Linked DNA regions of Homo sapiens: region 2 is linked to region 1. Evidence: chromatin contacts called from ENCODE Hi-C data. All regions are on one chromosome and are shown on one strand. Each heading gives the region's core, a stretch centred on a gene start or an enhancer-like site at or near the end of the contact. The rest is flanking DNA. Distances are from core to core; before and after follow the strand shown. Region 1 holds the start of FAM168B (family with sequence similarity 168 member B). Region 2 holds the start of SPOPL (speckle type BTB/POZ protein like).

What was found. Hi-C counts contacts between places; a loop is a spot of excess contacts on that map. Pooled maps may share reads with other maps.
Region 2: a loop to region 1 is called in a pooled map, with 14 times the contacts of the local background. The contact joins the promoter of SPOPL here to the promoter of FAM168B in region 1. A Hi-C loop is called at or near these places in 5 of 50 pooled maps.

Annotation. Positions count from the first base shown.
Region 1 is chr2:131,090,987-131,098,028 of GRCh38, reverse strand. It overlaps FAM168B (family with sequence similarity 168 member B), which reads left to right and starts at 4,569. Exons shown (of 7, transcript NM_001009993.4): 1 at 4,569-4,815. RefSeq lists silencers at 1-122, 4,396-5,115.
Region 2 is chr2:138,499,016-138,506,057 of GRCh38, reverse strand. SPOPL (speckle type BTB/POZ protein like) reads right to left here and starts at 4,288. Exons shown (of 11, transcript NM_001001664.3): 1 at 3,939-4,288. SPOPL-DT (SPOPL divergent transcript) reads left to right here and starts at 4,363. Exons shown (of 2, transcript NR_187149.1): 1 at 4,363-4,739; 2 at 5,178-7,042. RefSeq lists silencers at 3,603-3,652, 3,853-4,392.

The sequences.
Region 1 (7,042 bases), core at 3,320-5,819:
TTTGTTGTTTGTTTTTGGTTTTGTTTTGTTTTGTTTTTTGAGATGGAGTCTCACTCTGCTGCCCAGGCTGGAGTGGAGTGGCATGATCTCGGCTCACTGCCACCTCTGTCTCCCAGATACAATCGATTCTCCACCCTCAGCCTCCCGAGTAACTGGGATTACAGGTGCCCACCACCATGCCCAGCTAATTTTTGTATTTTTATCAGAGATGGGGATTCACCATATTGGCCAGGCTGGTCTCGAATTCTTGACCTGTGTTTTAAGACAGAGACTTGCTTTGTCACCCAGGCTGGAGTGCAGTAGCATCATCATAGCTCACTGCAGTCTCCAACCCCTGGGCTTGACAATCCTCTCACCTTACTTGCCCCCTGCCAGTAGCTGGGACTGCAGAGTGCACCACCACATCCAGCTAATTTTTGTTTTGTTTTTTTGAGACGGAGTCTTGCTGTTCTGTGTCGCCCAGGCTAGAGTGCAGTGGTGTGATCTCGGCTCACTGCAACCTCTCCCTCTCAGATTCGAGCGATTCTTCTGCCTCAGCCTCCCCAGTAGTGGGGACTACAGGCACCCGCCACCATGCCTGGCTAATTTTTGTATTATTAGTAGAGACGGGTTTCACCATGTTGGCCAGGCTGGTCTTGAACTCCTGACCTCAGGTGATCCACCCACCTCCGCCTCCCAAAGTGCTGGAATTATAGTTGTGAGCCGCCGCACCCGGCCTGTGTGTGTGTGTGTGTGTGTGTGTGTGTGTGTGTGTATATATATGTTTTTTTTTTTTTTTTTTTTTTTTTGTAGAAAAGGGGCTCTTGATATATTACCCAAGGTGATCTTGAACTCTTGGGCTCAAACAATCCACCCGCCTTGGTCTCCCAAAGTGTTGGAATTATAGGCTTACAGGCATAAGACACTGCACCTGGCTGATGTTTGCTTGTTTGTTTATTTATTTGTTTTGAGACAGTCTCCCTCTGTCACCCAGGCTGGAGTGCAGTGGCGTGATCTCGGCTCACTACAACCTCTGCCTCCCGGGTTCAAGCAATGCTCCTGCCTCAGCCTCCTGAGTAACTGGGATTACAGGTGCCCACCACAACGCCCGGCTAATTTTTGTATTTTTAGTAGAGACGAGGTTTCACCATGTTGGCCAGGCTGGTCTGGAACTCCTGACCTCAAGTGATCTGCATGCCTCAGCCTCCCAAACTGCTAGGATTACAGGCTTCAGCAACCACACCAGGCCAGATGTTTAGTTTCACAAGAAATGATTAGAACTTTATCCAAAGTGATTATACCATTTTGTACTCCCATCAGAAATATATATATTTTAAATTATTACTATTTTTTGAGACGGAGTCCCACTCTGTTGCCAGGCTGGAGTGCAGTGGTGCGATCTTGGCTCACTGCAACCTCCGCCTCCTGGGTTTAAGCGATTCTCCTGCCTCAGCCTCCCCAGTAGCTGGGACTGCAGGCGCGCCCCACCACGTCCAGCTAATTTTTGTATTTTTAGTAGAGACGAGGTTTCACCATGTTGGCCAGGATGGTCACAATCTCTTTTTTTTTTTTTTTGAGCCAGAGTCTCGCTCTGTCACCCAGGCTGGAGTGCAGTAGTGTGATCTCGGCTCACTGCAACCTCCGCCTCCCGGGTTCAAGCAATTCTCCTGCCTCAGCCTCCCCAGTAGCTGGGACTATAGGCACGTGCCATCATGCCTGGCTAATTTTTTTGTATTTTTAGTAGAGACGGGTTCACCATGTTAGCCAGGATGGTCTTGATCTCCTGACCTCGTGATCAGCCTGCCTCAATCTCCCAAAGTGCTGGGATTACAGGCGTGAGCCACCACGCCTGGCCAAGATTTTTATTTATTTTTAATTTAATTTTAGAGTAGGTAATGTATTCACGTGGTTCAAAAATTAAAAAAAAAAAAAAACCCAAACATGAAAATTATCTTTCTCACCTCTGTCCCCTATCTGCTCAGAGCCCACTTTTTCCCAGTCTCACCACAGATAATCATTGCTGGTAGATTTTTGGCTATTTTTTGGTATTTCTGTAAATATGACAATATTCTGTAAATGTAAGTAAATACAGATATATTTTTTCATTTCTACCTTTTTACATAACATTCTTTTTTTTTATTTTTTATTTTTTGAGACGGAGTTTCGCTCTCGTTGCCCAGGCTGGAGTGCAATGGGGCAATCTCGGCTCACTGCAACCTCCGCCTCCTGGGTTCAAGCAATTCTTCTGCCTCAGCCTCCCGAGTAGCTGGGATTACAGGCATGTACCACCACGCCTGGCTAATTTTGTATTTTTAGTAGAGACGGGGTTTTCCCATGTTGAGGCTGGTCTCGAACTCCTGACCTCAGGTGATCCACCCGCCTCGGCCTCCTAAAGTGCTGGGATTACAGGCGTGAGCCACCGTGCCCGGCTTTACATACTATTCTTACACAGAGTTCCATACCTTGGTTTTTTTTCATTGAATAGTCTACCTTGGAGATATTTTCATTTCAGTACATACAAAGTTTCCCCATTTCTTTTTCAAGTTATAGGCTATTTCACTGCATGATGAACCAGAGTTTACTCAGTCATTTCCCTAGGTGTGGACACTAGGGTTTGTTTCCAGTATTTTGCTACTATGCACAATGCTGCAATTAATAGGTGTGAACTCATTTTATTTCACACATCTATAAGTATCTCTGTAGGCAAACTCCCAGAAGTGCAGCTGTTGAATGAAACATTGTTTGTGCGTTTATTTTGACACACATCATCAGACGATCCCCTTTCCCATCCAGCAATGTCTGAGAGTGCGAGCTTCCTGGCAGCCTTACCAATAGCATTGTCAATTTTTTGGATGTTTGCCAATCACAGTGAAAACTGCTACCTCAAAGAGTTTTAACTTGCATTTTTCTTTATAGAAGTGAGATTGGATATTTTTCATATGACTAACAGCCAGACTTAGTCCTTTGCTGTGAACTCTCCTTTTTCTATTGGGTGGTAGGGCTTTTTATTGTTGACTTCTGGAAGCTTTTGGAATATTAAAGAGATTAGCTTTGTCTATTACATGTGTTGGGACTATTTCTTCCTTGTTAATCATTTATCTTTTGACTTTGCTTATGGTGCTTTTTGCCGACCAAAGCTTTTCATAGTCATGACTTCTGGATTTCAAGTAATAATGTAGAAAAGCCTTCTTTACTCCAATACTAAAAAGGAATTTCCCCATGTTTTCTTCTTGTCCTTTTATCACATTTATATTTTATTTTTATTTTTTTTTTTGAGACGGAGTCTTCCTCTGTCGCCCAGGCTGGAGTGCAGTGGCCCGATCTCGGCTCACTGCAACCTCCGCCTCCCGGGTTCAAGAGATTCTCCTGCCTCAGCCTCCAGAGCAGCTAAGGTTACAGATGTGCGCCACCACGCGCAGCTAATTTTTGTATTTTTAGTAGAGACGCGGTTTCACTATGTTGGCCAGGCTGGTCTTGAACTCCTGACCTCGTGATCTGCCCGCCTCGGCCTCCTATAAGTGCCGGGATTAAAGGCGTGAGACACCGCGCCCATCTGTTTTTATTTCATAAACGACTGAAAAAAGACCAGAGCCAGGCCTCCTCCCTTCCATCACTAATCTTTATTGCAATAACTCCCTCCTTTGTCGTCCTGTACCTAGCTCAGACCAGACGACACCCCAAACACAAACACCAAGACACGCACCTCTTTAATACGAAATAATAAACATACCTCCCCCAGAGAGACACCCTGAACTAACCAAATCATTGTAACTATACACTAAGCCTTACATAAAAATACTAACATTTGGCCGGGTGCGGTGGCTCACACTTGTAATCCCAGCACTTTGGGAGGCCAACGTGGGTGGATCACCTGAGGTCACGGGTTCGAGACTAGCCTGACCAACATGGTGAAACCCCCGTCTCTACTAACACAAAAATTAGCCAGGTGTGGTGGCGGGCGCCTGGAATCTCAATTACTCAGGAGGCTGAGGCAGGAGAATCGCTTGAACCCGGGAAGCGGAGGTTGCAGTGAGCCAAGATCGCGCCATTGTACTCCAGCCTGGGTGACAAGAGCGAAACTCCGTCTCAAAAAAAAACCAAAAAACCCCCTAACATTCTAGTACACTTCCCTGAACTCTTGTCTATAGAAATGATCCCGCACTTCTACACTTGAAACGCTGACTTGCATTCTCTAAAATCTGCACTCCTGAGCGGGCGCCCGCAGCCTCCGCACTGGCAAAGAATCTGTGAGCTGAGCTCCGCCCCGCTCCGACCCCGTAGTGGCGGTCACCCGGGGTGTGCTCGACTCCCGGGTGCGGCCTGAGGATCCGCGCCCTGGCGTCTGGGCACACACAAAGGTTTCTGCGGCGCGGGACTATCTCAAAATATAAATTAAATACTTTTTTCACAGACAGTTAATAAAAAAACTACAGCTACACCCGGCCCTTTCGCCAACTGGGACCGGCCCACTCCGCGCTCGCGCTCGCGCTCGTCCATCCGGGCGTCTCGAGGGCGCCGGCGGGAGCGAGCACGCTGCGCAGTCACGTGCCCGGCGCGCCCCCGTCGCGGCGCGCTCAGGCGGAAGTGAGGTCGGCGGCTCCGGTGGCTGCGCAGCGTCGGCGGGGAGCGCGGGCTGCGGAGAGGCGGGCCGGGCCAAGCGGAGCCGAGCGAGCGGGAGCGCGGCGTCCGGGAGGCGGCGGAGACGCGGGGCTCGGAGGGTCAGCCTCTTATCGTAGCAGGTCTCCTCGGCACGCCCCCCTTGTTTCGCCCCACGGCCAAGCCCGCCGCGGGCCGGCGTGCGCTGGTCACTGAGGCCCAGGTCGCCGCCGCGGCGCGGTGAGTGGGGGCGGGCAGCGGGCGACTGCGCGTCCAGGCCGGAAGTGCGGCGCTTTGTGCGGCCGGCTCGGGGCGGCGCCAAGGTCGGCCCGCGGCTCGGGGTCGCTGGGCGTCTGGACCGGCCTGGGCTGCGCTTTGTGCCGCGGGCAAGGCCGGGCGGGGGCCGGGGGCGGAGCTCGGCCGGACACGTACGCGTGCAGGTGCGGTCCGGGCGGCGCGGGCCTGCCGCCTAGGTGGCCGAGGTGGCTTCGCGGCGCGGGGCGTTCTCCTAAAGGTCGGGGTCACAGCCGTCAGGAATGCGAGCGTGAAACCCGGGGGCAGAGCTTTGTGACAATAGTCATTTCCAATGTGTAACTGCTCACTTTGTCTACCCACGAAGTAAAGATAATTTTTATTTTTATTTTTTTGCTTGGCGGAATCTGAGCGTTCTCCTTCCAGCTTGAAAAGGCACGATTTAAATTACAGATTTTTAAGATTTCCTTCAGAAAGGACGTTTCGTGGCCTAGCCTGGGTTAACTTTGAAAAAAGAGTGCAGTGCGCCTTTACGACGTCCACAAATAAGGGTATTTCTGTTTTATAGTGTATGTGAACATGAAGTGTGCATCTCATGGGCTGTTTGAGTTAATGTTTAATCATTAAAGTCAAACAAGAATATTTTGCAGTGTTTTCGCATGCAAGGAAGCTTTATAAATAAAAAGGTTTATATAGTTTCCACTCCTTAAACTTTCAGGTCATCCTTGTGTAATTTGAGATCACTTTTCTCAAATACTATGGATGAAAGATTCTAGATTAAATAAAACTTTTTGGTTTTGGCAAAAACAGGACACATTTTTAAGCTCTTGTAGATGAAGGAGTGGGTTATTTTTGCTTTGACAGCCAAGATTTGAGCAGTGTAAGGCTATTCTAATTTTGAAGCTAGTGTTGCAGAAATTGTGAAGATCTTGCTTCTCTTTGTCTTTACAAAGCAGGCTTACTTTGGTGGAGTTCCGTAGTTTAAAGGGAAATTATACCCAAGTTGTCTTAGACAGTTTCTTTTCCTGGATCAATTGAGCACTTTTTTTTTTTTTTTTGAGACGGAGTCTCCCTCTGTTTCCCAGACTGGAGTGCAGTGGCGCCATCTCGGCTCACTGCAAGCTCCGCCTCCCGGATTCACGTCAGTCTTTTGCCTCAGCCTCCCAAGTAGCTGGGACTGCAGGCGCCCGCCACCACGCCTGGCTAATTTTTTTGTATTTGTTTTTTTTTTTTTTTAGTAGAGACGAGGTTTCACCGTGTTAGCCAGGATGGTCCCAATCTCCTGACCTCGTGATCCGCCCGCCTCGACCTTCCAAAGTGCTGGGATTACAGACGTGAGCCACCGCGCCTGGCCGAGCACAATTTTAAAAGAACAGTACACCAGCGTAATAGAGTAATAGTTTTTTCATGCCTTGTGTCCAGTCTGTTAAGTCTGTCTGATTGTACTGTGCAGAAATACATGAATTCCTCCCAGTAAAATGCAAACCCAAACCTTGGTAATGAAGGTAAAGTTTGGGGGAGAGAACTTCTTTTCTTTTTTCTTTTTTTTTTTTGTGAGACGGAGTGTCGCTCTGTCGCCCAGGCTGGAGTGCAATGGCGTGATCTCGGCTCACTGCAACCTCCGCCTCCCGGGCTCAAGGGATTCTCCTGTCTCAGCCTCCCGAGTAGCTGGGATTACAGGCACACACCACTGCGCCCAGCTAATTTTTTGTATTTTTAGTAGAGACGGGGTTTTACCATGTTGCCCAGTCTGGTCTTGAACTCCTGACCTCAGGTGGTCCACCTACGTCGGCCTCCCAAAGTGCTGGAGACACCACCGCGCTCGGCCTATATGCTTTATTTTTTATTTATTCATTTATTTTTTTGAGACAGTTTTGTTCTGTCGCCCAGGCTGGAGTGCAGTGGAGTGATCTCGGCTCACTGCAACCTCCTCCTCCCGGGTTCAAGTGATTCTCCTGCCTCAGCCTCCGGAGTAGCTGAGATTACAGGCACATGCCACCCTGCCCAGGTAATGTTTGTGTTTTTAGTAGAGATGGGGTCTCATCTCACTATGTTGGCCAGGCTGGTCTCGAACTCTTGACCTCAAGTGATCCACCCGCGTTGGCCTCCCAGAGTGCTGGGATTACAGGCGTGAGCCACCGTATCCAGCTTCTTTTTTAAAAATATATTTTTGTCCAGGTGTGGTGGCTCACGCCTGTAATGCCTGCACTTTGGG
Region 2 (7,042 bases), core at 3,039-5,538, 7.4 Mb before region 1:
GATTAAGTACAAAATGCTTAGCGTGGATTTTGGCCATGGTGATCTGCTCCAGTCTATTCCCCATCAACCAACCTCACGTGCTGAAGTTCAGTTCTTACTGGACCTTCCAGGTCCAGAAAGTTGAAATTGCCAACATCACTTGGGTCACTACAGTTCATCCTTTAGGTTTCTGTCTAAAAGTCATTTCTTCAGAGAAGCATTCCCTAATGGATTGGTGTGCCTTTGTTCTTCACAATGATCTTCCTTTGTAGCAGTAATGGTAACTAATTATTTTTATAATTATTATTATTTTATTTTGAGACAGAGTCTCACTCTGTTGCTCAGGTTGGAGTGCAGCTCACTGCAAGCTCTGTCTCTGGGGTTCAAGAGATTCTCCTGCCTCACCCTCCCAAGTAGCCGGGACTACAGGTGTGTGCCACCACACCCAACTAACTATTTTTTTTTTTTTTTTTTTTTTTTTTTTAGAAGAGACACAGTTTCACCATGTTGGCCGGGCTGGTCTTGAACTCCTGACCTTAAGTGATAAGCCCACCTCGACCTCCCAAAGTGCTGGGATTATAGGTATGAGCCAAGGCACCTGGCCTATAATTTTTTTTCTTTATTTTATTCCCCAAACAGACTTCTGCCTCCATGAATACAAGTAATCTCTTTCCATTACATGTCACCAGAGACTGGCACAGATGGGTTGTTAATAAACTTTTGTTAAGTTAACAAATCCAAGTAAGGAAACAAAACAGTGAGCATGACCACTAAATGTAAATGCCTTCAATATTTAATCATATATAAGGCTTGACATAAGACTTTTGATGAAGTACTTTAAAAGAGTTACATCTCCTTTACTTTCTTCACTAAACAACATGAAAAGAGAAGGAAACTCTGCTGTGAAGCTTAAATTTATAAAAAATAAATAAATAAGATATTCAGAAAGGTGAAGAATTTTCTCTAATCAACAAGGAAGTGAGTCTTCTCTAAAGTAAATCAACAAGGAAGTGAAAGGTGTGAGAGGCAAAAGAGTAATAGATGAGAACTATGTTGCCTGGCTGCAAAACTTTCTCAACTGTCTGATTTTGCAGAAGTTAAGTAATCTGTTTCTCAAGTTCCTCATTTGTAAAATAGGAATAAAAAAGTCTTATTAAAGAATTATTATGGGTTTAAATAAGTTAATATATATAAACTGCCTGTCAGTGCCACATCAGAATAAAATTACAAAAAAGCAGAGACTGCATATTACTCTTCTCTGTACAGGAGCTTTTCTCAACTAGGGCTCTGCAGAAATTAAGCCCTACAAAAACTGGAGTAACTACTGCTTTAGTTCTCTCAAGAACGGTACGTAGCTAGTACTATTCTAGGTGCACAGGAGATGAGATAATTCATTACATAGCTTAGATGCCTCAGAGCATTAGGGTTTGATTTTCACCCAGAAACATGGTTGAGAAGGGCCACTCTCATGTATCCCCAATGCCTGGCACATGGTAGATGCTCATTAAATATTTTTGGAAAGAATATTTACAAAACTAAGAAACAGTGCCAGGCATAGAGTAGATGTTAAATGTCAATTTTATCCCACCCTTTCAAAGTTCTATAAGCTTTAAAAGTCTGATTCTAGGGGAGTTATTTTTCTTCAACCTGCCCTGTTTATATAAATTCATGGCCAAAAATGCAGATATAGACATTAGGAAAGCCAAGAAACTAAATGTTGGAAGGAACTATGTGGAAGCAGTGAGAGATGAAAATCAGGTAGAACCTGGATATACAGGAGAAAGAGCAAAGGTTATTCTAGGTCAGGGAACAGCATTACCAAAAACAGTGTCACCCCCAAGTATGGAACATGTTCCATGGTGGCACAAGAATGATTTTAAACTATAAATGGAAAAACATTTTTATTTTGATAGTTACATATGTACATATTTTTACATGTAATTAGGACAGCAAATAGTGATTTCAAACTTTTACTATTTAAAACAACACAAAAGTAATATCTATTCAGATCTTTTAATGTGAGTCCTTTAAAAATGTAATAAGTAAGCAACAGTGCACAAGAGGTAAGCAAATACGGCAAAAACTGTCAGCATTTTTTAAAGTGAGTAAAATTCTGTAAACACCAAGCCAAGAAGACATGTGAATATGAATGAACATAACACATTAAGAGAAAACGGCCACCAGTCTTCTGAAGGAAGACAAGCCAAAGCTCTATCTCGAGTAGTGATTGAAGATAAAGGTCAGATGAGTATGAAGAATACCACCAGTTTTGAGTATTTAACTTACAGTACTAAAACTTTTATCTGTAAAATCTCATTTTCCAGTATGATGAATCTGTTATACACAGTACTTTCACTTTGTTTATTCTCAAAACAAAGGTAAAATTGTAGAAGTTCCAAATAGACATCTGAAATAAGGACTGACCTATCTGTAGCTTGGTAGTTAGCTGCCTTGAAAATGGTGGGCTAAAACCCTGTAGTTTTCAAATCAGAAGGAATTAATTTATACAATAACAAATTATACATGCTATCTATATCAAAAAAGGTTGTTAAATGTCAAAGAATAAGAAAGTAGCTTTCCATTCCCACCTTCCTGTCTTAGAATTAATCTACCCACAAGCCAGATCAAGTCAAACCAAGAAGTGATGATAGCATTTATCAGATATTTGCCCTGTGCCAGGTACTGTTTTAAGTACTTTACTTGTATTTACTTGTGCAATTACTAGCACCATCCTGTGATGTCATATCATAACCCCATTTTACAGCTGTAAGTATACTGAGGCGAAGAAATATTAAGTAACTTCCCCAAAGCCAAAGCTGGTAGATGGCAGAGCAAGGGTTTACACCCTGGCAACTATATACTAGTCTGAGCTCTAGAGAAGAGTTCTTAACCACTAGGCAACATTTCTCACAAGAATGATGAAATGGTAATTTGAAATATTCCACCAATCTCATCGTGGCAGGAGAGATGTAATTTTTCAAGGTATGAACCTTTTACCTCTGTCAGTTTCTAGTCCAAGAAACAGTGGATTCAATTGCAAGTGGGAAAGTGAGTACCACAATGGGTCAAACTAGGCCCAAGATTATTCAAAAATAGACAAAGCATCAGAAGCCTGGAAAGAATCACTGAATGACAGAGTTCAGTCAGGAAAGAGACAAGCGAAAGTTAGGATAAGCAGATGGTGAATCTTATTTCTACTGGGTTGTGTGACTGCTTTGAGAGAGAAAATGCTACCTTCCCTTTTCTTTTATGTTGAATCAATATACAAATACATTGACTCAAAAAGAATTAGGAAAAAGGAGAGCAGCAGGAATACAAGTGGGCTCTTTGAAGACTTGGACCCCGAACCGCGCGGTTAGCTTGATGTACTCTGGTATAAGTGAGCAAAAATGTATTAGAAAGCAGGTTAAAGAGAGGTTAAAGGCATGACCACCGGACTGGAGGTAGTGAGCGGTCTGCGAAGCTGAGAACTCTGCCTAAAATGGGCTAACAGGGACGAGAGTTTCAAGTGTCTGTATTTGGGATGAGGAGGTATGAAAGTGGACGCTGCGCGGTGGCAGAGCATGCAGTTTCTGCCTTTGGGCAGCACTCAGGTAAAAAGGGGCAGGTGTGGAGGTATACAGGTATAGAGGAGGAGAGAAGCCAGAGGAAAAGAAGGGGCGAGGCCCGGGGGTAAAACTAAAGGGGATCCTGGAAGGTGGAGGCTGGGAAATCAAGGAGGGATTGGGGGCAACCCCGGGGAAAGTGGTGCCGCCGCGCGAGGGAAGGGCGGTCCGGGGGCGTGGGAGGTAGTCCCCAGAGCAGGCCGGAGCTCGCCGCCCGAGCAGGGGTCCGGGACCCAGAGAGCAGAGGGCGCAGTGAGGCGCGAGCAGGAGGCCGCCGGTCTACGGAGAGCCGGGGGAGGGGAGCAAGCGCCTGGGGCTGCCGCGGGGACTGGGGGGAGGGGAAGGGGCGCCTACCTGGACGTGCTGGGCGGCAGCGGTCAGTCCTGGTGGAGACTCCTCTCCCGCTGAGGCGGTGGCCGTGTCCGCCCTGGGAGCCCGAGGCTGCGGTGGTGGCAGCAGGGGTGATGGCGGCAAGTCCCTGTGGCGGCCGCCTCCGCCGAACCGCATCCCTCCTCCCCGACCCGCCCTCCTTCCCTATCTCCCGCTCCTAAACTTCTTCCCCGGGATAAACAAACCCGCCGCCAGGGGCGGCCACCTCCGCCACTCCCGCCCCCGCGCAGCCCCCACCCCCCCGCCGCGGGCCCGTCTGGGCTCCGGCTTCCGAGTTACGACTCCAGCCCCGGCTCCAGCCCGCGAGGGCGCGTGCGCGCGGCGGCGGCGGCGGCGGCTCCTGGGCCCTTGCTCCCTCCTACAGCGCCGGGCACTTCCGGGCGGGCCCGGATTTGCCGCCGCGCTTGGGAAGCCGCCACCGCCGCCGCTGCTGCATGGCACTAGGCTCCCGGCGGGGCAGGTTCCGCAGCCGGCACCGCTCTGGCTAGGCGCACGGAGGCGCCTTGCTTAGTCTGACCCTTATTTGGCCAGGCGTAAAACTTGTCCTGCCTAAAAGCCTACTGAGACCTCCTAACTGGTCTAATCCGCGGGAGACGCCAAAGGCGGCGGCCGTTTGTGCGCACAGGATTTTTCTTGGAGCTGTAGCAGTCTAGGAAGCCAGGGTGGAACTTTTGCTAAGCTCCCGTTGTAAGCCCAGAGCTGTAATAACTGCTGAGACACAACCAGCAGTATACAGGCTCCAGTTGGAAATCGAGAACTTTCCAGGTAGATGAAGTGCCCCATGGAGCAGTTTTCAGGTGGAGGGGATGAGGCTCAGCTGGAAGTCTCAGGCCAGAAGGAGAGGCTGCCGAGGGGCGGCCAGGGATGCCTAGGAAGTGAGCGCAGAAGACCAGGCGGCCTCCTGGGACCGCACGGTGGGAAATAAAGCTGCACCTGCACAAATGTGTGAAGAGAGGATGGGATTGCCTTGTCTCTTCGGACATTTAGTTTAAAAAGGGGGTGACAACTGAACTTTTTATTCCCCACGGCCATGGGACAAAGATACTTAATCGAGCTACCAGGAGTAAACTTCTTTAAAGAAGTTTGGGGGACCAACAATCCCGGCTTTGCCAGAACAGACATGAACGTCATTCAAGGATCCCAACTCTTTTTGCTTTAACTGTGCATACGTCAGCAATTTTTGTTTTGTTTTGTTTTTGACAGGGCTGTCACCCAGGCTGGAGTGCAGTGGTGCCATCACAGCTCACTGCAGCCTCGACCTCCTAGGCTAAAGTGATCCTCCCAACTCAGCCTCCCGTAGCTGGGACTACAGGAATGTGCCACGCCCAGGTAATCTTAATTTTTTGTGGAGACGAGGTCTTGCTATGTGGCCCAAGCAGATCTCGAACTCCTGAGCTCAAGGGATCCTCCCACCTTGGTCTCCCAAAGTGCTGGGATTTGCAGGCGTGAACCACCACACCTGGCCATAAACCAACTTCTCATTGCTTACCTGGCTTTCCAAGAAAAGAGAGAGGGCAGAGGGAAAATATTTATTATTTTGCTATGTACTGAGTATTCTAAGCATGGACTTGTATCGTCTCTGTTCTCTCAACAACCTCTCTAAAACTTCAACGTAGAAATTTCCATCTTAAAATTAAGCGACAAGAACTAGAAATGGCAAGTAATTCATCCAGAGGTTACTGGGATTTGAATACTGGACAGGCAGATCCCCCTCATTTCAAATTAATACTACATTAGCTGTCTTTTTTATTTCTTTTTTCTTTTTGTTTGTTTGAGACAGGATCTCGCTTTGTACGCCAGGCTGGAGTGCAGTGGCGCGATCCTGGGTCACCTCCCAGATTCAAGCAATTCTGTGCCTCAGCCACCAAGTATCTGGGACTACAGGCGTGAGCCCGGCTAATTTTTGTATTTTTAGTAGAAACAGAGTCTCACCATATTGCCCAGGCTGGGCTCAAACTCCTGGCCTCAAGTGATCCTCCCACTTCTGCCTCCCAAAATGCTGGGATTAGCACCTGACCTTACGTTAGCAATCCTGTTGACTTATTTAAGACAAAACGTGCTTTAAGACAAAATCTGTGCCAAAGGTTTTCAGATAAAGATAAAATTAGCAATGTAACCATAAAATTCAAAGTTGCCTTGGGCTGAGTTGGTAGAATGTTTATGCAGATCAAGGAACTCCAAAAGTTAAAAAACAGAAGTGGAAGTGAGCATTAGGGAATGGGGAAAGAGTTGGTGGAGAGAGGAAATATTTGTGTAAACATTTAACCATCTCCAAACACCAGCAAAGAACAGTTGAAACGATTTGCTATACTCACTGTCCACCCGTGTTAACTTTATGGTATGTGACATACAGCAAAAATTACATGTAATTTTTGACTAAGCCTTTTAGCTCTTTCAATCCCTTCGTAGTATGTCACCCCCTCTCTTCCCATAATTAAAAATTATAAGACACCTAGTAAATATAATACACTCATAGAATTAAGTTATAAGTCCATCAAGTACATTTCCAATTGGAAGTTAAGAGTGATGCTGACCCTTCACAGTTGACTGGGCTGAAGTTGGGAACTGATTCAATAAACTTCCACCACAAGGATGTCAAATTGCTCCTCAGGGTATTCTCAGAGAGTCTTTTCCCTAGGCTTGATCTCCTTACCCTAAGTGTTAGGACACACCATTCCTCTCTTGCTTGCAGTATTCAATGACTTTACCCACTAATAAAATGATAGTAAATAGTAAGAGTGAATATGGCTTGTAAGTAATGCTAACAAAACTGTGATGGCTTAGCAAAGTAAAAGATGGTTTTATGGTCAGTAAGTTTGGATTAAAGCTTACTAAAGCTTGATGCTTTGTTACCAGTCTGCTAAAGAACTACCTTCTTAATTTGATTTCCTACTTACTGGATACCTATTGGAAAACTAGAGAGATATGATAGGCTTTCATTTATTGCTGCCGTAAATAAATTTTTAAAATAGAGAAATAACAGCTTTGTCATTAGTGTAGAGCACAGTTTGCCTCTGCTAGGTCAGTATTGGGCTTGCTTCGTTTAAGTCATTAACCATTAGGATCAC